Linked DNA regions of Homo sapiens: region 2 is linked to region 1. The links are chromatin loops, found by intact Hi-C in ENCODE. Cell type or tissue: lower leg skin. All regions are shown on one strand. Links, peaks and the distances in the headings refer to the core of each region. The heading gives the core; the rest is flanking DNA.

What was found. Peaks named below come from ENCODE experiments on the same cell type or tissue, not always from the same donor. Only the 100,000 strongest peaks of a DNase experiment are listed, where the experiment ranks them.
Region 2: it touches region 1 in a loop (2.3-fold over the local background); 76 of 110 quality-filtered maps call a loop at or near these places.

The regions. Positions count from the first base shown.
Region 1 is chr4:77,380,251-77,390,750 of GRCh38, reverse strand. No RefSeq gene overlaps it. Among named protein-coding and RNA genes, the nearest start is that of CXCL13, 220 kb to the left of the region's middle. In lower leg skin, for the core only: no CTCF peak of the experiment used is centred there; a DNase peak (open chromatin) is centred at 5,176.
Region 2 is chr4:77,429,753-77,440,252 of GRCh38, reverse strand. No RefSeq gene overlaps it. Among named protein-coding and RNA genes, the nearest start is that of CXCL13, 170 kb to the left of the region's middle. In lower leg skin, for the core only: no CTCF peak of the experiment used is centred there; no DNase peak of the experiment used is centred there.

The sequences.
Region 1 (10,500 bases), core at 1,600-9,599:
ATCTCTGGAAGAAAACAAAGGAACGTTTTCTTTAGAAAGGGAAATTGGTTTGCTCAGAGAAAGAATAAGGAGGGAAACTACATGTTTTCAGTGAGTAATTCATCAACACGATTTACACAGCAAGACATCCAAAGATACAAAAAAAAAAAAGGCTATCGTAAAAGTAAGCGTTCTGGAAAAGCTGGTGAAAAAAAATTATGTGGTCACAGACTGAGGTCTCATATTCCCAATATTCAAAGATCAAGTCAAATACTTAGGAAGTACAGAGTAAAGATCAGACATAGATATTTTACATAAAGCATAGTAGCCAATAACTACCTAAACATGACTGGACAAATAAGTGTGCTTCATTTCCACTTCAAGGATGGCAAATATTAGATGCTGCTGCCTAGTACCTGCTAGCATAAATAGGGTCACAAACCATGACAGAATGAATGGCACATAGGCTGTGAAGCAGCATATGAAGCAGGAGCACTTAGCCTGAGGCAGCAGGTGAGGCTGTCATCTAAGGGAGCTTGAACAGCCATTCTCCTTGGGCAAGGTGGAGGTGAACAGACACCAGAGCAGTATTTACGAACACCCAAGTCACAAGGCAGGAGTGTGGAAATTTGGCAAAGCCAAGGGACCTGGAAGGCACTAGGCCAAGGATGCTTCAGTGGGGGACAGAATGGCTGTGGGAGGTCAAATAAAACTAGGCCAGGGTTTTCTTTTCTAGCCTGTGAATTATCCAATACACAGAATTCCCCAAGAGACAAGTGAGATTGTAGTAAAGACTGGACTGTAACCCAAGGATCCAAAAGTCTAAGCTCCAGACTACAATTTAGAGGAAAGTTAAAGGACATATCTGAAAAAAGAAAAAGCAGAAGTCTACATCAAGCTGTGCCCTTCATCCAGGTAGAGACTGTCTCCCTCACAGTTGTCTCTAGGTCTCAGGGAAGCCAACCATCACAGATCATCTATCCTCATGCTCACTTGGAAGAGAGCACCAGGGAATGGTCAGGGGCTAGGACTTGAAGCACTTCCTCCTCCTGCTGCCCTGGAACCATGCCATCCTGACCTGATGCTACAGGGGCTAGCTATAAAGTAGCCAAAGACAAAGTAGAATTTACCAGTAAAGTTGGAGCTGAGAGTAACAAGAACTGTAGCTTCCAGAATGGTCATGTGGTAGGCATACAAACGCGGTCCCCTCATATCTGTAGCTAACACCTGCCATGGAGGGAGGGAAGGAGGTGCCTAGGTTATAGGATAAGTTCCACTCTAGGACACCATCACGGGCTTTGAGCTCTATATTGGGGCTCCCGACTTACATTCAACATGAAAGTCAGTTGTTCTGAAGAACTCTACATCCAGGATGAATAAGACCTCCCTGGATGTGTGCTGCACAGCCCCTGCCCACGGTAGATGGGCACTTCATTGTGCCAAGTGTCAACCCTCATCCTCTGCAGGCTGCCCAGCTTGAATCTTCCCCTCAGAGTGGTGGACAGTCCAACCTGCCCTCCCCGGGTCCCTCCTACTTTGGGGATTGAGTGGCCCCACATCCATGACAACTGCCCCAGTTCTGGCTAGGGTCACTATTGTGACACTAGCTGCTGCCACAGCTGAACCTGCCCCTGCCCTACCTCTGCATACCCTGGAGAGACTAGTTCCCTCCACCAGGTGATGCAAGAATCCACTTGTCCACTCCCTGCCAGTCTGATGCCTACACAGCCCACATTGCCCATCTGGCCTCCATGCTTACATGAGTACCAGTTCCAGGCAGTAAGAACCATCTCAGATTGTTTCTAATTTTTTATTCTGCTGAGGGTTCAGGTCCAAGTAGAAGACATTCATATCATAAGGCAAGCAAAGGGTTAAACTACTGCTGTGTCCTGTGAAGAAAACTTTGGATTTTCTCTCCCCAACCCCATGCCTGTGAGAAGACTGGAACAAGACTTCTGCCTGGAGACCTACCCCAACCCGAGGAGCCTGGGATAAGGATCCTATAATAGCTCTGCTCGAGCCATCAGAATCCTTGGATAGGTTTTCAATGTAGCAAACTACTGAGGGTAAAGATTGAGGATGGATTTAAGACACAAAGTCCTACAGCCTGGACCTACCTATGACCAAGGTTAAGAAAATGAATTTTCCCTGTGGTCCAAACCATCTGGGACATGGAGACAGCATGAACTACTTTGGTCAATTTTGTAAGCTGTAGAAGTGACATGTGGGAGGCCTATAGACTGCACTTGCTATGTGTCATGAAATTGTTCTGAAAGTTTAGTTTTCTGCAAACAAGAACCTCATTAGGTTATGAGAGTGAAAATGGGTATGTAGTGGTCTCCAACCTGTCTAGTCACTTCATAGCTTCTGTCTCTCATGTCAATCATCTAATACCTAAAGCTCAGATTCCATCTGGAGCTCAGTAGGAAAGGTAGGGCCAAAAAAAAGCTATGCTGAGCATATGCATGTGTTAACACAGGCCAGAGATTAAAAAGGGTAGACAATTCCACCAAATCACTGGATTTGGAGGGCATAGGAATGCTCCAACCAGATCCCCTTCAAAAACATGTTGCCCTAGCTGCTTGAAGCACTGTCAGCAGCCTCCAGTCAACTTCAGGGTTTGCCTCAGCTCCAAGGGCATGCCCTTCCCATGCAGCCCCCATCCAATCACTGACTGCAGCAGACACATAAAGATCAGCTATTTCAGGCCACCATGGAACAAGCTGAAGGGCCACATGAATACCAACACTGGCTAAGGCATTGCTGGGCCTGCACTGCAGTTAAGTGCTCCTGTCACCCAATCCTGTTTCCTTTCCCATCCAGGATAGGATTTGGTCTCTACATACCATACTTCCTGCCAAATTCCACTTCAATTTTTATTCTAAACAGTCTAATCTACAACACAGACAAAAGGGCCTAGAGAAATGCAGTTCCTCTGTTCTGTGCCCAGAATGCCTGTTCATTACAATGAAGTCCTCCCTCAACTCTCAACATTCTCCAATTACATGTTCTGCCCAATTCTGGCAACTCCATGATCTGTCATGGTTCCTAGATGTCTCTAGTTTCAGTATTTGCATGCCAACTTTTCTACCTCATTATGGCACTGGATTGCAGTGATTTTACCACTAACCATGGTTTCTTGCCTAGTGTATGGCTCTTCAAGAACACGTCCTGTGTGGCTTATTTATCCAACCTAACACATATACATCTAAAACCTCCAAGTTGGTTCTACCTCCTGGAATTGGTATAAAGTATTGCCCACTTTATCCTAGATAGCACCCAAGTGGCTTTACACATTCAGCAACATTAGGGAGGATTCATACTTAGAGCCAACAAGCTAGTAGTAGGAAATGAAGGACCAGATATTCATCTTCCCACCAGTAGAGTCCTCAGAAAAAATTATAGAAAAATCAGTAATGTCGCATGCTTCGAGACCTAGTTGTAGATACCATTAAATTTACATAAGCAGAAAATGTATGTGTAACAAAAGCCACTCAGTCAAGTCAGAACTGAGTTTCAAAACTAGACTAAAATCTGAGCTTAATTACCTTAAGATGTTGTTTGCCTATAAATTCCACGTATCATACCGACTAGAATCCCAAGAAAGTTACATCATACAGAACTCTAATAACTTCCTTAACTAGCATAAAATACTCTCTTAAAACACTCTAGCTTCTCTACAAGAACCAAAAGCTGACTGAGTTTGTTATGAACCAATGTACTATAGACTTTCTTTGCTATCTCAGGTCACCATCTGTAGTCATTGTTATGTACTGGGAAAGTGTTCTAGGCAAGAGACACTATGCAAACAGAAAACACACAAAAATGACCCTGTGGGTGCTCACCAGCAAATCCAGCTGCACATGAGCGCAAGGAGGATGCTGATGGTCTTCCATGTGCTCTGTGTTCTCACAAGGCCTACACCTTATGCTCACATTGCTTAATTCACTGCACTTTGTCACTGATAGTCACATAAAGGGAAATATTAAGTAAGCCTAGGAAAGCTCATGTTTGCATAAGATTTGTGAGCAATAAAAAATACAGGGTAAAAGCATAGAAGTCTCACTAATCCATACACTTACACCTTCTGAGATGCTGTTTTATGCACACAAGAGAAACGTGCTCACATGATGGATCTAGAATACCAAGGCCAGCCTGCTTTCAACTTTGAGAATCAAACTATTTCCAATGTATTTTTCATCCCTTTATTAGAAGGGCCAAGATACTAAGGCAGGTATATGCTGCTCAAGCACAAGTCCCTCTGAGAAACATGCCATTCTGTGACCATCTACTCAACCAAGGTGCTTATTATTGACCAAAGAGCTGACTCTGCCTCTCTGGATCTTTGCTCTGTTTTAATCTTTCCGCATCTGGTCCCCCACTGAGATCTTTCTCCAACACCTACTCTGGATCATCTGCTTTGAGACAGGTTCCTTTTACCTTCACCCATTTCCCTACCAAGAAGTGCCTCTACCCAGGGCTGTATGCCCAAATTTATTTTTCAAAATGCTATCAAAATTTGACATGGGAACCTTCAGAATGAAGACCCACGGAGAAACAGAAAACTTTCTATTTTCCTGCTTAGGTTTAATGATGTATGAACAGCCATGTAGGACTGTAAATGGTCAGAGATATATGACCTAATGCTAATAGACTGAGTTGGGAAAGCCACCTAGGCCTGTCTAGATTCTTTGTCTCTGGCATTTCTTCCACCTGGGTTGGTGGCAGGACCCCTTGTGGAATGAGGGTCTCATAACCTACTATTAGTCAAGGTAGGTCAGAATTTCTTCATGGCCAGTCCTTACACAGAAAGGCAAGGAGAAAGTGAGCAATCTTTCCAGGTTTTACAGCTGGCCTTGGGGAAGAGGGCTTCTAGTTTCTATGACTTGCCTTGAGGAAGAGGAAGTCTAGTTTCTGTGACCTGTCTTGGAAAGAACAAACAGGAGACAGAAGAACAGAAGGTCAGAGACTGACTGTTTCTGATACTGCTTCTGAGGCCTTCCTATCTCTTTTAGTGCAAAGTACTTATCAGGCCAAGAGGCCACTCACTTGTCCATTCTTTCTTCCCAGAAACATCACTAAGAAGCTGCTCATTTGAGGCCCCAACCCCTCTCCAGGCTTTCTCAGGGATCGTTGGCTCTGAGTATGGATCCTCCTTGAAGTCACTGAATGCGTAAAGTTGTTCTGCTGTGTGAGTGCTGCCCTCTTCTGGCCAACACAGTGAATCAGGTTTCAGAGTTTCTGCCCTGGCAGTTTACCTTTGGGACTTGTCTGATTCTTTCACACCCCACATGCACTTCCAGAAACCCTGGGAGGGATGCACAAGACCACTCATATCTCGTGAAGCATAGAAGTCAGCGAGTCAGTTTCTAGCAGTGTCCTGTGGTCTCAGATACCTCATCCTGGACTCTAAAGCCATCTCCCTCATACAGGAAGTTAAACTCATGATCTGATACACTTTGAGCCATCCAATCAAATAACCACTGAGAGGTCCACAGAAGTGCTGTTTAGCTTTTTAGTACAGACTTGCTTTCACATGGAGACCTCTGTTGAGTGAGTCCCTGATTAAAAAGCAGAAATAAACTCTTGGTTCCCCAAAAAACAAAGTGCCAAGTGCCAAGCAACCTTTACCAAGGTCAAGGCTCTAACTTACACACTTGCCTGCCCCACAATATAAAAGATGATCAATTTAGAAGCAAAATATAGAATGTATAGCTGTGCCACAGAACAGTGATATCCTATTCCATAACCCATAACACCAAATATGGCTCACTAGCACTCCCCCAGAACATGCAGGCATAGCCACTCCCCCAGAACATGCAGGTGACTGCCGTAGTTGGCAGGTCAAGCCCCCCCATCCCCCATCACTCAATTATAGGCCTGTCTATAAACTAGGAATCTTGTGACATAGTTTAACTCTGCATACAAATTGGGGACATTGAGACAAGGGGCTAGAAGGCAAAGCTCTTATACATCCTACAAGCCTGAGTGTGTTTGGACATACCTCTCATAGAGCTTTAAGCCTGGGAACTCTTATTAGGGAACTGGGAAAGATGAGTCTTCATGTTCAACTCAATACAGGGAGTCTTGTGAAACAGATAAAGGTCTAAACTCACAGCAGATTTCAATCCCATCCTAAAGACAAGAACAATGAAAGGAAGTTTCACTTTTTCCAAAGGAAGAGGGCTTGAAGTGAGAAGATACCATCTGAGCAAGAAACCTATTTCTGCCACCATCCTCAGCGCAACACAGATGGGTATTTCTTCCTCATTGTCTTGACCCTTGGCTCAAGGCTTTGTGAGCAAGCCAAAGCATTACTGACCAGTACTGGGAATACCAGGGCCAGCCTGCTTTCAACTTTGAGAATCCAAATGTATTTCCAACATATTTTTCATCTCCTTATTAGAAGGGCCAAGACACCAAGGCAGGTATATGCCTAAGTCATACAGCAATATTCTTTATGAGTTTTAGCTTATATCAGCAAAACTAGTACCACTTTGGGATTAAGAAAGACATACTTGTTAAATTGCTAAGTGAGAACACTATTTCCAATTCTAAAGCCTCTTGGCTATGCTCTATGGCTATGACACCAATAAAAATGCCTCCCAGGCCCTCATCTTTGAGGAAAGTAATTGACAGCTCAAATTAATCTGCTATGAATCTACAACAGAGGCCCATGGCCCGACCACTTGACCAGTAGACCAGATGCAAATGGACTGCAAAGTCAGACAAAGAACCCTGAAAAGGTGTGTTCATGTAGACATGTAAATTTCATTTCACATGTGAAGACTCACTACAGAGCACCAGCCACAGAAACTCACCGAGCCACCCAAACAAAATGACTGCCAGTTATCAGCCAACTAGCAAATGAATACAGGCTATAGTGGCAACAGACATGGAGGCTACACAGGTGCCCAACAGCATGTAATGCCAATTTCTAGAGACAGTCTAGTAACTCTGAATGTGCAGCTCTTTAGACAAATGTTGCATCCCCATATAGCACCCTGATAAGGAGACCAAAAAACCACTTGTTAGCAAGTTGATTACATTGAGCCATTTCTATTCTAAAAGAGTCAGCCATATAGACTCACAGGAATAGACAACTATCTTACTATGAATGTCCCTTTCTTCCTTGAGGAATCTCTACCACCACTACTATCTGGGATCATTTGCAATGCTCCTTCCACAGGCATGCAATTCCACACAGACATGTCACCAATAAATTGGAATCAGAAAGAAGTGGTACAGAATGGGCTCCTAATCATGAGGTAACCTGGTATCATACAACATCATTCTGAATCAGGTGACTTCAGCACTGAGAGACTCAGAAAGCCATGCAGCAGCACTGAGTGAATGTGCTCAGAGTTTGGAGTGCCCTTCTTCATGATGCCATAGTACATTACAGAGGTGCTGTATCCCCAGTAGAATGATTACAGGGATGCTGCAACCTACAGTTGAGAAGGAAAAATGGTCTCATTTTCTACTGCTTCAAGTGAGTTACTGGTCACTTTGAGTCATCCTTGTGGCAGGGCAACAGAATGACCAGCAGGAGACTAGGCACCCTGGAGCAGTAAAGAACATGAATGGAACCCAAGTATTCCACTTGAGTATCTTATTTCTCGTCCCATTGTAACTGGGGCATTAAGTAGCCCTATCTTAAGCATCTATTCACTAGAGGTTGAAATACCTCAGGATGAAGGTGTGGATCACACCACCAGATCAGCACCAATCCTCAGCTGAGGCGATAGCTGAGTGCAAAGGGAATTCAGGGTGGATTTTGGTGGTGGAAGAGGAGAAGTAGTTGTGAGCCAAGACCCACTTCAGCCACAGCAGTTGCATTTCTTCCCCTAACATCTTCCTGTATAAGTTTCCTCTCAAAAATAGAGGCCTGTGGACATGGAGTCACTGCTCTGTGAACTGGTGTAGGGAAGTAGATCTGTGCAGCACAGGGGCCAACTGTGGGTCCATTAGAACACCACACTTCCTAAATGCTGCTTCCAGCTGATGCTTCAGTGCAGCTGGGAGACTATGGCAGGCTCATTTAGGACACTTGGAACTCCCAGTGGGCAAGTTGGGCCCTGGGACTTGCCATCTGCTTTGCCAAAACACTTAGTATTGTACTCCTCAGTCTAAGCCACTTCCTACCTGACCTTTCTTCTTTCCTTGAGAAGGTAAGACGTGCATGCATTGTGGTTTGATCCTCCCAGACTCCTCCAGCTCCCTCCTCAATTTCTGTCCCCGGGCTTTCTTCCCACCCTCAAAGCTTTTGAACATCCAATCCCACTTTGGTATCTGCATATAAGAGGACAAAAGCTAGCAGTCAAGATGTTTCATTTTAATTAAAACGGATACACTAAATTCAGGCGTGAAAGCAAGCTTGAATATCCCTTAGACACTCCGAAGGCTACTCCATTCAAAGGGAGACCATCTAAGTCAGGGAGATGACTAGGCCCATTCCTCTATTACCCTAACATGATGGATAGTAACTGTACTCCACATCGATGTGATATCTGAGGTATACGAATTCTTTCTTCCAAACAATAATCCTTACCCTCTTCCAATCCTAGTATTTCAAGATTTGTCAAGTTACTACCTCCCATTTGCTCTGGGCCAATTATTTTGGATCCCAGTTCTGTTCTTATGTTCTACTATGAGCAGTATCTTTCTACCCTTGACTCAAGTGAACTCATGACTTTCCTTGGTGAGGCTCTCTACTTATGGCTTCCATTTATGCCTCACAGAGCACCTCATCAATGAACATCCAGAACAAAAGCAGCCAGAGGAACCCAGACTGACCAGAGTGCAGGATTCATGTGTTTTGATTAAAGGATTGTTGAATTCAGACTGACTGGGACCCACATAACTGTCAAAATATGTTCTTTATCATGATGCCACTCAGCTAATCCTCCAGTGTGCATGCTGCTGCCATTTCATTTAAAGCTTCTACCAAACATTGTTAACTGACTTGTTTTTTTCTGAATGTCAGACTCAACCACAGCAGCAAGAATTTCAAGGAAAATTGGATTTTCACATTGGTTCTAGTCAAAGAGGAACCTGAGAAAACAGAACCTAGTGTTTCTTCAACTGCAGATGTTAAGCTAAAGAAGCCTAGACAAAGTTTATCTTCCTCAAATGAGTAAATCAAAGTTTGTCCAAAACCAAGTCATAAAATACCAATCCCCACTTGCCAAATGTTTTGCCCCCCACCAATAAAGTGAAAAGATGAGGTACAACATTTTGCAGAACTGGTGCCAACAATTTACTCTGATGACCAATGGACAGAAAACAGGTTTGTCAGAGACTTGTGCCTCTGCTTACAGAAAGCAAAACTATGTGTGAGGCTCATGGTGGAGGTATGAAGGGTACTCCTGAAACACAGGGGGCCAAATTGTAGTCTTATTTGATTGGCAGTGAACAAAACAGCAAGGCTTCAAAAAAGATGAGTAGGGGAAGGGACTAATAGATTTGAGGTTACAATATCAGCTCGGGACGTCATGTTGGCACCACATGCAAGAATGACTGCAAGACCTAGTCACACTAAGGCTATAGATTCACATTTCATTCCTTCTTAGAAGACTTCTTGATGCAACTTTCTAGATCAGGTGATGGTGTATGGTCCACAGCAAACCCCTTTCCACAGACATAAAGGATTGGGTTTACCTAGTTTCATGCATGTCAGTCTCAGGAGAACTTCTGTTACCAACCTGCACTTTCCCATCCCCAGACCTAGAATATGCTATGCCTTGAATGTGCTAAGAGGATAAAGATGAAGAGATCAAAGACAATGGGGGAAGGAAAAGAAACATAGTTTTAACACACCATGGGAGACTATAATATGCCACCCCAGAAAATCTATAAGCTGAAGTACATGACTGTGAACAGAAGGCAATGAAGCAGCAGATAAGAGAGAGTTCATTCCTTAAAACAATGTATCCAGCTTTACTTACTAGGCTTTATCTACCATGTGTTTACTCTCCCACAACTTGCCATCCCTGGAGACTCAGGGTCCTGTTCCATTGTCTTTCCACTTCTCTAACTGTACTACTCTTTGTGTCAGAGACCACTCATCATCCAGCAAGGCCTCTCTGTACTTTATGCCTCCCACAGCTTCGACTCCCTCATGCTTATGTTTTTGAGTTACAAGTAACCCAGCAATGTGTCATGAAGCAATGTGTCCAGGGAATTCAGCAATGAATCTGAAGAAGGACTGGCAGATCTACACTGACTGCCCCTCTGACATGCATTACAATGGTCTTTGTTATTAAAAAAAAAAAAAAAAAAAAAAAAAAAGCCTGGGGAGCCCTCTGGTCACCAGTTATCATAAACAGAGACCTTAAACCAAAGCATATAGTCATCTGGATACAAGCTTTCAAGGATAAAAGGAAACTGAGGCAATTGAACCAACTAGAAGGTTAAAGATATTCCTGAGAACAATATGCTAGGTATCGAGAAACTAACCTAGATTCCCCTGAAGTAGTTTTCTGCCCATTGCTGGCTTGTCTCACATGTGACATGCTTCAT
Region 2 (10,500 bases), core at 802-8,801, 50 kb before region 1:
TGTACCACATAATAATGTTTCATCAAATATTGCCATTTTTCCTTGCAAGCAAAATGCATGACCAGTATACTCTCTGAAATTCTGCCTATTCAGATTTTCTTTCCCCGTTATCTACAGGAATGTCCCAGAAAGGGCTATCATGCTGAAGCTGTCCACTTGTGGATAGTGCCTGCATATTGTGCAGAACCATCTGTAAATCAGGCTCCAGTCGTCCCTTCCTCTGTCAACTGATCATAGGGTACTCCTCATGAGGCACAGGTATAGGTTGGGGGAGAGAAGGCAGTGTAGCAAGAGTAGAAGCAATGGACGTTTGGGCCAATTCAAGTAACTTACTTGTGCCTTCAGGACCTACTCAGGCCTGACCACATTTACACCACTATTTTATTGAGTGCTGCTGCACATACCCAACTTTATGGTTTAGTGGGTCAAGTAACACCCAATTCAGTTTGCATGGTTAAGAAATAGACAAAGGACATTAGTGGCCTTTGGTCAATTGTTCAATTCCTACTAAGGCCCAATGGCAGGCCAAGAGTTTTCTCCAAAGGAAAGTGGTTATCTGTGGATGACAGTAGGGCCATGCTCTAAAAGCCTAAGGGCCTCTGCTATGATTCACTTACAGGGGCCTTACAACAGCTCCAAACAGCATCACTATCTGCCACTGACACCTTGAGTACCATTCAATTTTTTGGATCATATGCCAAATGGCAGAGCAGCTTGAACCTGCTGTAGAGTCTTTTGCTGTTCTGGGCTCCACACAAAATGAGCAGCTTTTCAGGTCACTTGGTAGATGGGCAATTTTAATACAATGAATGAGGAATGTGCTGCCTCCAAAAATCTAAGTAGGGTATATGGTATCATCTATTGCTCCTAGGTTACAAACCTGTATCACTTGTTACTGTACTGAATACTGTAAGCAATTATAACATGATAGTAATTATATATTTAAACGTTTAAACATAGAAAAGTTACAGTAAAAATATAGTATAGTTTTATGGGACCACCACCATATACGTGGTCCATCATCGACCAAAAAATTGTCAGGTGGCACATAACCGTACATAAGATTTATCAGTTCACACGATTATGGAAGCGGAGAAGTCCCATAACAGGCCATCTGCAAGGTGGAGACCCTGGGATGCTGGTAGTGCTGCTTGATCCAAGTCAAAAAGCCTCAGAACCAGGGAAAATGGTGTCATTCTCAGTTTGAAATTGGAGACCCAAGAACTTGTAGGGCCATTGGTCTAAGTCCCAGAGTCCAAATGGCAGAGTGCCTGGAGTTCTGACATCTAGGAACAGAAATAGGGTGTCCCAGCTGAGAAAGTGTGTGTGAAAGACAGAGAGTGTGTGAAAGACAGAGTGTGTGAAAGACAGTGTGTGAAAGACAGTGTGAAAGGCAGAGTGTATGAGAAAGCGAGTATGTGAGAGAGCGAGTGTGTGAGAGCGAGTGAAAGACAATGTGTGTGAAAGACAGTGTGTGAAAGACAGAGTGAAAGAGTGCACGCGTGAAACAGTGCGTGTGTGAATGTGAAAGAGATAGTGTGTGAAAGACAGAGTGTGTGTGTGAAAGAGTGTGAGACAGAGTGAGAGTGTGAGGGAGTGTGAGAGCGAGTGTGAGAGCGAGTGTGAGAGCGAGTGTGAGGGAGTGTGAGAGGGAGTGTCAAAGACTGTCAAAGAGGCCAGGCATGGTGGCTTACACCTGTAACCCCAGCACGTTGGGAGGCCGAGGTGGGCGGATCACTTGAGGTCAGGAGTTTGAGACCAGTCTGGTCAATGTGGCGAAACCCTGTCTGTACTAAAAATGCAAAAATTAGCCAGGTGTAGTGGTGGGCGCCTGTAATCCCAGCTACCTGCGAGGCTGAGGCAGGAGAAGCACTTGAACACGGGAGGCAGAGGTTGCAGTGAGCCTAGATCATGCCACTGCATTCCAGCCTGGGTGACAGAGTAAGACCCCACCTCAAAAAAAAAAAAAAAAGAGTGTGAAAGAATGTGTGAAAGAGTGAGAGAAAGAGTGTGTGAACAAGAGAGAGTGTGTGAACAAGAGTGTGAAAGAGAGTGTGAATGAGAGCATGTGAGTGTGAACGAGAGCGTGTGTGTGTGTGTGTGTGTGTGTGTGTGTGAAAGAGAAATAATTCACCTTTCCTCTGCCTTTTTTCTCCGAATGGAATGGGAGAAAATATTTGTAAATTGTATATCTGATAAGGGGTTAACATACAAAGTATATAAAGAACTTAAACTCAGTAGTAAGAAAACCACCAGGTTACAACATGGGCAAAGGACCTGAACAGACATTTTAAAAGATGACATACAAATAGCCAGCAGATACATATATATTTAAAAAATCAACATCACTAATTATCAGGGAAATACAAATTAAAACCACAATGAGATGTCACTTCATGCTTGTATTAGAATGACTATTATCAAAAAGACAGAACATAAGTATGGGGAAAGATGTGGAGAAAAGGGAATCTTTGTGTACTGCTAGTGGGGATTGTAAACTGCAAAATGGCTGTAGTACAGCCATTATGGATAAATTAATACTCATGTTCTCCAAAGAGACAGAACTGGTAGGATACACGCATGTGTATACATATGAGGGGGTTTACTGGGGAGAATTGGCTCGATTACATGGCAAATCCCATGACAGGCTGGGGAAGAGAGAAGGCATGAAAGCTGGGGAAACAGAAGCCAGTAGTATGGCTCAGTCCAAATCCGAAAGCCTCAGAACCAGGGAAACCAACAATGCAACCCTCAGTCTGAGGCCAAAGGCCCAAGAGCCCCCAGGAGGCAGCTGGTGCAAGTCCAGAGGCCGAAAAACCTGCAGTCTGATGTCCAAGGGCAAGATGAGAGAAGGCAAGTGTCCAGCACAAAAAAAGCCAGAAGATCCAACAAGCTGCTTGTCCCTTTTCCGCCTGCTTTGTTCTGGCTGCCCTGGCAGCGGATTGGATGGTGCCCCACCCCCCACACTAAGGGTGGGTCTTCCTCTCAGTTCACTGACTCAGATGTCAATCTCTGATGGCAACACCCTTACAGACACACCCCAAAATACTCTACCTGCCATCTAGGCATCCCTCAATCCAGTCAAGTTGACATCTCATATTAACCGTCACAATGGAAAAAGGTATGGAGGATCCTAAAAAAGTTAAAAGTAGAACTACCATATGATCCAGCCATCCCACTATTGAGTATTTATCCACAGAAAATCAGTATGTTGAAGCGATATCTACACTCCCAGGTTCCTTGCAGCATTATTCATAGTAACTAAGATATGGAATCAACCTAAGTGTCCATTAATGAATGAATAAAGAAAATGTAGTAAGTATACACAATGCAATATTATTCAGCCTTACAAAAAGAAGGAAATTGTATTATATACAACAATGTGGATGAACCTGGAAAACACTAAGTGAAATAAGCCAGACACAGAAAGATAAATACCATGTGATCTCATATGTGGAAACTTAAAGAGTTGAACTCAGAAGCAGAGAGTAGAATAGTGGTTACTAGGGGCTGAGGTGGGGATTACCAAATATATGCTAGTCAAAGGTAAGAAGTTTCAGCTAGACAGGAAGGGTAAGTTCAAGAGATCTATTGCATAGCATGGCAACTATAGTTAATATATTGTATATTTCAAAATTGCTAATTTTAAATATCCTTACCACAAAAAAGAGAGATAATAGATATTTTAGATTGATTTAGCCATTGTACAAAGTATACAGGTATAAAACATCACATTGCAACCCATAAACATATTTTCGATTAAAAATAAATCTAAAAACTTGTAAAGCAAAAATTAAAAATCCTTAAGTGTAAGAACCAGAGGGCCTCTTTGGCAGCTTATCAAGAGGCCCTCATCTCCTACAATAAAAGAGTAAACACAGCTCAACAAAGAAGTGAGAAAAACAGAGCTTCGGTGGGAAATGAATGTGCCCAGCCAGCTCGTGTCTGTTATGTTCAGGTCAGGACCTTGATGGGGAAAACTGGGGGATGGGGACATCTGGATGGATGCCTGAGAGTCTTGGCTCTACAGACCCCCTGAACCCTCAGTTTACAGAGGCGGCTTACTCTTCCCTAGTAAGTGCTAGCACTTCCCAGTAAAGGCCTATGTCACCAAGGCCTGCAGGAATGCACTGAGCATGGGGCACCAGTACCACTCAGAAGTTCTATCTGTTGCAATATGATCTTGTTTCAGGGCCAGCGTTGGCTCTCCTCTGCAGACCAGGGCTAGGCTCATGTATATCCACATGGGCTATGGCCTTCCCTAGGAGTCAAGGACTCAGACTTCCCATAGATAAAGGTCTGGGACACCAGGCAAGCTCTCTAGCCCAGGAGAAGTACTAAGGCAAGGGTGAGGATAATCCTGAGTAGGCAGTAGAGAAAGAAGAAAGCCATGTATGGCCTCAGGACCAAGTGCAGCAGTAAGAGGTAGAGCTAATCCTACTAACTGCTCTCCCCTACATGCACTTGACATCCATCTGAGTCTCAGTTTATTCCAACCTGTGATGGCATTGAGATGGTAGCCTGTTTCTATATGGTGAGATGACGTCTACTTCATTGGATTTTCGTGAAGAGTAAATGAGCTTATATACATGGTACATAGTATACATATGTTTGGCCTCTTTATAGAATGTTTTGTCATCTATGTCTCCTGTTACATGGAATTCCCAAGCTGTGCCTCCTAATTTAGTGAAATAGTACCCCAAAATGAAGGTACTGCAATCGTGAGCAATGATAGAGGGGTCACATGGTTCTGAACACCAGCCACAGAGGCTGCTGACAAGTGAATCCTGTCATCCTGGTTCAATTCCCTGCTTTAGAAGCCGCTAGATAAGTTGATTCTGAGAACCAAGATGTTTCTGAGAAGCTGGTTGTCATTTGTGATTGTTCTACATCCTTCTCCCAAGATTTTCCTTTCATCATTTTAATGCAGCTCTTAAACTTGAGTCATGACAATGATCAGCAGGCTCTCATGAATTTTGCTGCAGCAAGGTGTTGGTCAGAAGTTGGTAACATTCAATCCTTTCCAATTTGTCAGGTTCTCTGAAAAGCAGAGGCTGGGAGAAAGGTTTTGGAGTGAGAGGTTTCCTGGGGGTACTGCCTGTGAACAGTGAAGGGTGAACACAAGGTCAAGCCAGTGCATTAGTTTCCTCTTGCTGCCATAGCAAGTTACCACACTTACTGGCTTAAGACACTAGTTTATCATCTTATGGTTCTGGATGTCCGAAATAAACAGGTTTCTCTGAGCTTAAAAAGTCAAGGTCTTGGCGGCAGCCTGCGTTCCTCCTGAAAGTTCTAGGGGAAAATCCACCTACTCACTTTCCAGCTTCTAGGGGCTGCCTGTACCCCTTGGTTTGTGACCTTGAATCATTCTAACCTCTGCTTCCTCTCATTCTGACTGATTATCCTATCTCCTCTCCTTTTCAAGTACCCCTGTGATGCCATTAGACCCACCCAGATAATCCAGAATAATCTCATCTGAAAGTCTTCAACTTAATCACAGATGACAGTTCCTTTTACCATGTATAGAATACTCGCAAGTTCATGGGATTGGAATGAACATTTTGGGGGCATTATTCCACCCATCATAGTGAGGAAAGCCTTCAGGTGGCTGTGCAGATCTAAAGTGGGGAGGAGGACTAGGCATAGAGACTTCAGTTCTGAGGCCGATCTGACAAAGTCTCCACCAGTTAAAAATCAGCAGAGTCATGTATTTTGGCAGAAATAGTCTCTAATTATAACTACCAGACTCAGTCGTTGGCTGGAAGCTGCCCACGAAGACCATGACCTTGGCTTGAAAGCCCAAGTGGATCCGGAAGGACAGCTGGAGGCTTTCCACCATCTGCGCTCATAATAGCTGAATAAGAAGTTTTTCTATGAAGGGAGATCCATGTAGCATTTTCTATGGCCACATCTTTAGTGACTGCACGAATTGAAAGGTACATAGGGATAATAACAAACAATATGGAAGGACAATCCTATGCTAGATTTGTTACCTCTGTTCTTGGATGTGTTACCCAGCATGAGTATCAAAGGGGTTTTGCCTAAGAATCTACCCTACAGAAATAGGAGCACAGAGAAGCAAGGGTATGTTATGTTTCTTCACTGCATCATTTTTAATTGCCAAGGAGATGGACAACCTAAATGTCTGTCCGTAAGGCAAACACTAAGTTCCAGTTCATTCATACTATAGAATACTGTGCACATATTAGGAATGAGTGGATCTTTATTGATAAATTGCCAAGATACATCAAGTATAGATAGGAAATTGCATAAAAACATAAGTTATCAGCACTTTTGTGAAAGCTTGTTCTTCTACTTAAAGTATTTTTAAGTAATCTTTTAACAAGCAAGTGGGATGGAGAGGTGGGTAGTGAGAAAAGGACTTTGAATCTCAAGAGGAATATGTAAGACTTTCTACCAAAAAACTGCTTTTCTATTTCTAAACTTTTAAAAAGCAACAAACATTCTGATGGCTGCCATGAATGTTCACATTCTAAAGTTATTTTCAGCTAGGAAGTCAACTCCAAATAATGGAAAAATAGAAAACTATGATTTATCTGGTTGTACCCTTGGCATAATGCCTATTTTTCCATGAGACCTCAGCAGAATTGCCTGAGAATCATGAGGGGCGTTTCTTTAGCCGACATCACTGTGAATTTCCTTGTATCACCAGAAGAGGGCAAAGGTGGATAAATTATGGGACAGCTGACACTAAAGGCTCAGACTTACAGAAGTCACTTTCATTTTCCTCTGCAAGGCTGGAACTGCTGCTCTTGGCATTCTTGAACCTTAGAAGTGGTATCAGATATTAAGAGGGTGTATCATGCAAGGTTTAACCAGAGAAACAGAACCAGGAGATACATATTAATACATGTTGAGATTCATTGCAAGGACTTGTTTTATGCAATTGTGGAAGTTGGCAAGGCAAGCCCATTATCCACAGATAGGGAAGGCTTTCAGGAGGAACAGGCAGGAACTCAGGGGCTGCTGAAACTTCTGACCACAGCAGAATGTCTTCATTAGGGAAGCCTCAGCTCTGTTCAGTCCTTTCAAATGATTGGATTAGGCCCATAAACTTTTCTGGGAGAATATCCCTTACACTTCAAGTCAACTAATTGTGAAGTTTAATCATACCTACATGACACTTCTAAAGCAACACCTACATTAGTGTTTTTAGAACTGGGGACAGTGGTCTGGCAACGTAGGCATATCAAAAAATCATTACAGTCTACCCTTATCAACTTGGCACCCTTAGGCCTCACATTAAGACACAGTTAATCTCCAAATAGATAGTCAATTCTGCCTAATATAATACAGCTGTCCCGTGTACAACTGAAAACACAGTAACCCTTTCCCCAAAAGAGGGCGCAAGTTTACTTGGGTACAGTTTACTCTTCTTTAATATGTGATAGCTTGAATACTACCATAACAAATACTAGGTCAACTAGTATTAACATTTATATTAGACTGTAAGAAGATGAGACACAAATAGTTACTCTATATGCAAACATTCCTAACAAATATTTGTAACTGTCAGTGTCTTTGTTTCTACAACTAGTCAGATGGTCAGAGCTAGTATTTATAACCACCTTCTGCCAACCCCCCCTTCCATATTTCCTTTACCTCCAGTAAGTACTTCAGCAGGCTGTGGTTCTTTGCCGTATTGGGTAACCCAACCTTTCATTCCTGAAAGGTGTGGACCATTAGCAATCCCTTCTGAATGGAGTGGGTATGGTATTCACTTGACTGATCACAAGACATGGTGGTGCCAAGAGACACCCTAAGGGATCTTGGGTATTCCAGGCATATTAGACCTTACCTCCTTGTGTAGCAGTCCAGTTTCCCCTTGGTTGTCAGGAACAATCGCCCTAACCAGTACAGCAACTCCTTTACTTTTGAATCAGAGGTATGAGGCAGCCGGCCATCTCAACTTTAACAGAGTCATTATTTTGTCTCCTGGTAGAGTCATTCCTCCCTTAGGCTCTGCTGTCTAGGGGTCTTAGTTCCAAACTCCTTGGGAATAAAACAATTTAGTAGATCACTAGGGGATAATAGTAAAGTTATTTGTATTTTCACCCCTTAATTCTTACACCCTTGAAACCTGGTTATGGGAGAAACAGTTATATTGGACAGTGATTTAAAGACTACATAGAATCCTAGAAGCCTTAGCTTGAGCCCTGCAAGGTATTGCCAATAGCTGACGCCGTAATTTAGTTTTCAAAAGGCCATTTCCACCTTTCAGGCCAGTCCACATACCTCTCCCTGATACCTTATTGTATCCAGTTTTCTAATTTTATTCCTTCTACACTTGTATTCCTTCTACACCCCTGACCATTCAGCCAAAACATTGGCCACAGCTTAGGAACTATTACAGATTCTTACCTCAGGCCCTTTCCCCTTCCAGGCAAAATGAACAATCAGGTTTACTGTTCAAAGTTCTGGCTGCAGAAAGGATTTTCCTTCATCAGCATTCTTTAAGGATGTCCCAGAAATAGGCTGTAGTGCTGCAGCTGTCTACTTGTGATGCCTGTATATCATGGAGAGTCATTTGTAAACTGAGCCGGAGTTCTCTCTTCTACAGTCAACTGCTCATATAAAAATCTTCATGAGCCCATAGTTATGAGCTGGGAGAAGGTAATGTAGGATGGGAACAGAAGCTCTGAACATTTGGATCAATTCCTCATGCAAATTGGGCTTGTGCAGACCTTGAAGACACAATCTCAAATATACTGCTCCCATTTATTAATGAAGTGCTGCTGTGTATATCCAACTTTGTAACTGTGGGGCATACACTACCCAGTTCCTCATGGGCATCTCAGGTCACACAACAACTTGGTGACACACGATTAAGCATTCAGTCTCTACAAGGTCCTGTAGCAAGCGAAAAGTTGTTTCTAAAAATAAGTTATCCACAGGCAATAGCAGGGCTTGCTTAAAATCCTGACTCAGTGATTTATCTATGGGAGGTCTCCTCAAGGCTTCAAACAGCATCCCTATCTGCCACTGATACTTTCATCGCCACAGGATCTGCTAAGCCATATGGCCAGTGGCAAAGCACCTTGAATGGTAGCAGAGCCTTCTCTTGTTCTGGGACCTATTCAAAGCTTATAGCTTTGAGTAACTTGGTAAGTGAGCTGGAGTAGCATACCTCAGTAAGATATGTTTCTGCGAAGATCCGAGAAGGCCAATTAGGCATTGTGCCTCTTTGGGCAGTAGGAGGAGCCATTTGCAATAAACTTTTGCCTTAGATGTACCTAAGGTGCCCCATACCACTGGGCCTTTGGAAATTTCACTTAAGTGAATGCCCTTTGATTTTCGGTGGCATTTATTTTCTAGTGTCATGCAAATGTCTTAATCCTATGTCTAGATTAGTTACTACTTCCTGATCACAAGGCCCAATCAGCATATCATTAATATGATTAACCAGCATATATTATGGAAAGGAAATGTAATCAAGATCTGTGGACTATGACATAGGGATAGAGTTGATACCCTAAGGTAGAATCGTGAAAACATATTGTCATGCTAGCTGAAAGCAAATTGCTTTTGATGGTTTTTACTAACAGGTATAGAAAATGTATTTGCCAAATCAATAGCTGCATACCAGGTACCAAAAGGTTGTATTAATTTTCTCGAATAACAAATCACATCTTCAACAGTAACTAGAGTCACCACTTGACTAAGTTTGACAATCCTGAACTGTCATTCTCCAGAATCTGTCTTCTGCATAAGCCAAATAGGCAAGTTAAGAATGTGGCAAGAAGCAGTATCCCTGCAACTTTCAAGTCCTTGATATTGGCACTGTTCTCTAGAATATGGTACTGCTTTTGGTTCACTGTTTTTGTAGGTAGAGGTAGTACTAATGACTTCCACTTAGCCTTTGCTACCAAAAAGTCTTCATTCTACAGGTCAGGGAACACACAAGGGGATTCTATTAGTTGCTGGGTATGTCTGTTATAAATATACATTCCAGACTGGGGGAATAACCACAGGATGAGTTTGGGGACCCACTTGACCCACACTGTGAATTGACCCTTAGCTAAAATTCTATGACCTGACCTTCATAAGCCTCTCCCTTCTGTACTGCAGTGATATTTTGGGTTTACAGGAGTTACTGTCAGTTCATAGTGTCTAGTTATCCCTGAGAAGCCTGATTATCTTCCTTTCCCTAGTGCATCGTCACACTGATAAGCCCTTTTGGGGAAGGCTGGAAAAAATATTAACAGTATGAACTTTTAGTCATACAGCAATATCATTCCTCAAAGAGACCAAGTCTCCCCTTCAAACGATTCTTGGTCTGAACTAGTTGATGTTTGGGAATTGATTGAGGGGCTGTGACTTTTGCTGATTCAAGTTAGACCATTTACTAGAACTCTTACTTATGCTGTTCAAGAATTTACTTTTCTATTACTTTTCTAGGGATATCGTGTTCAATCAGTGAATAGCATGGGTCTCCGAGTCAGTCTATTCTGATTACTGCTTTGGTTTTACACTAATTAT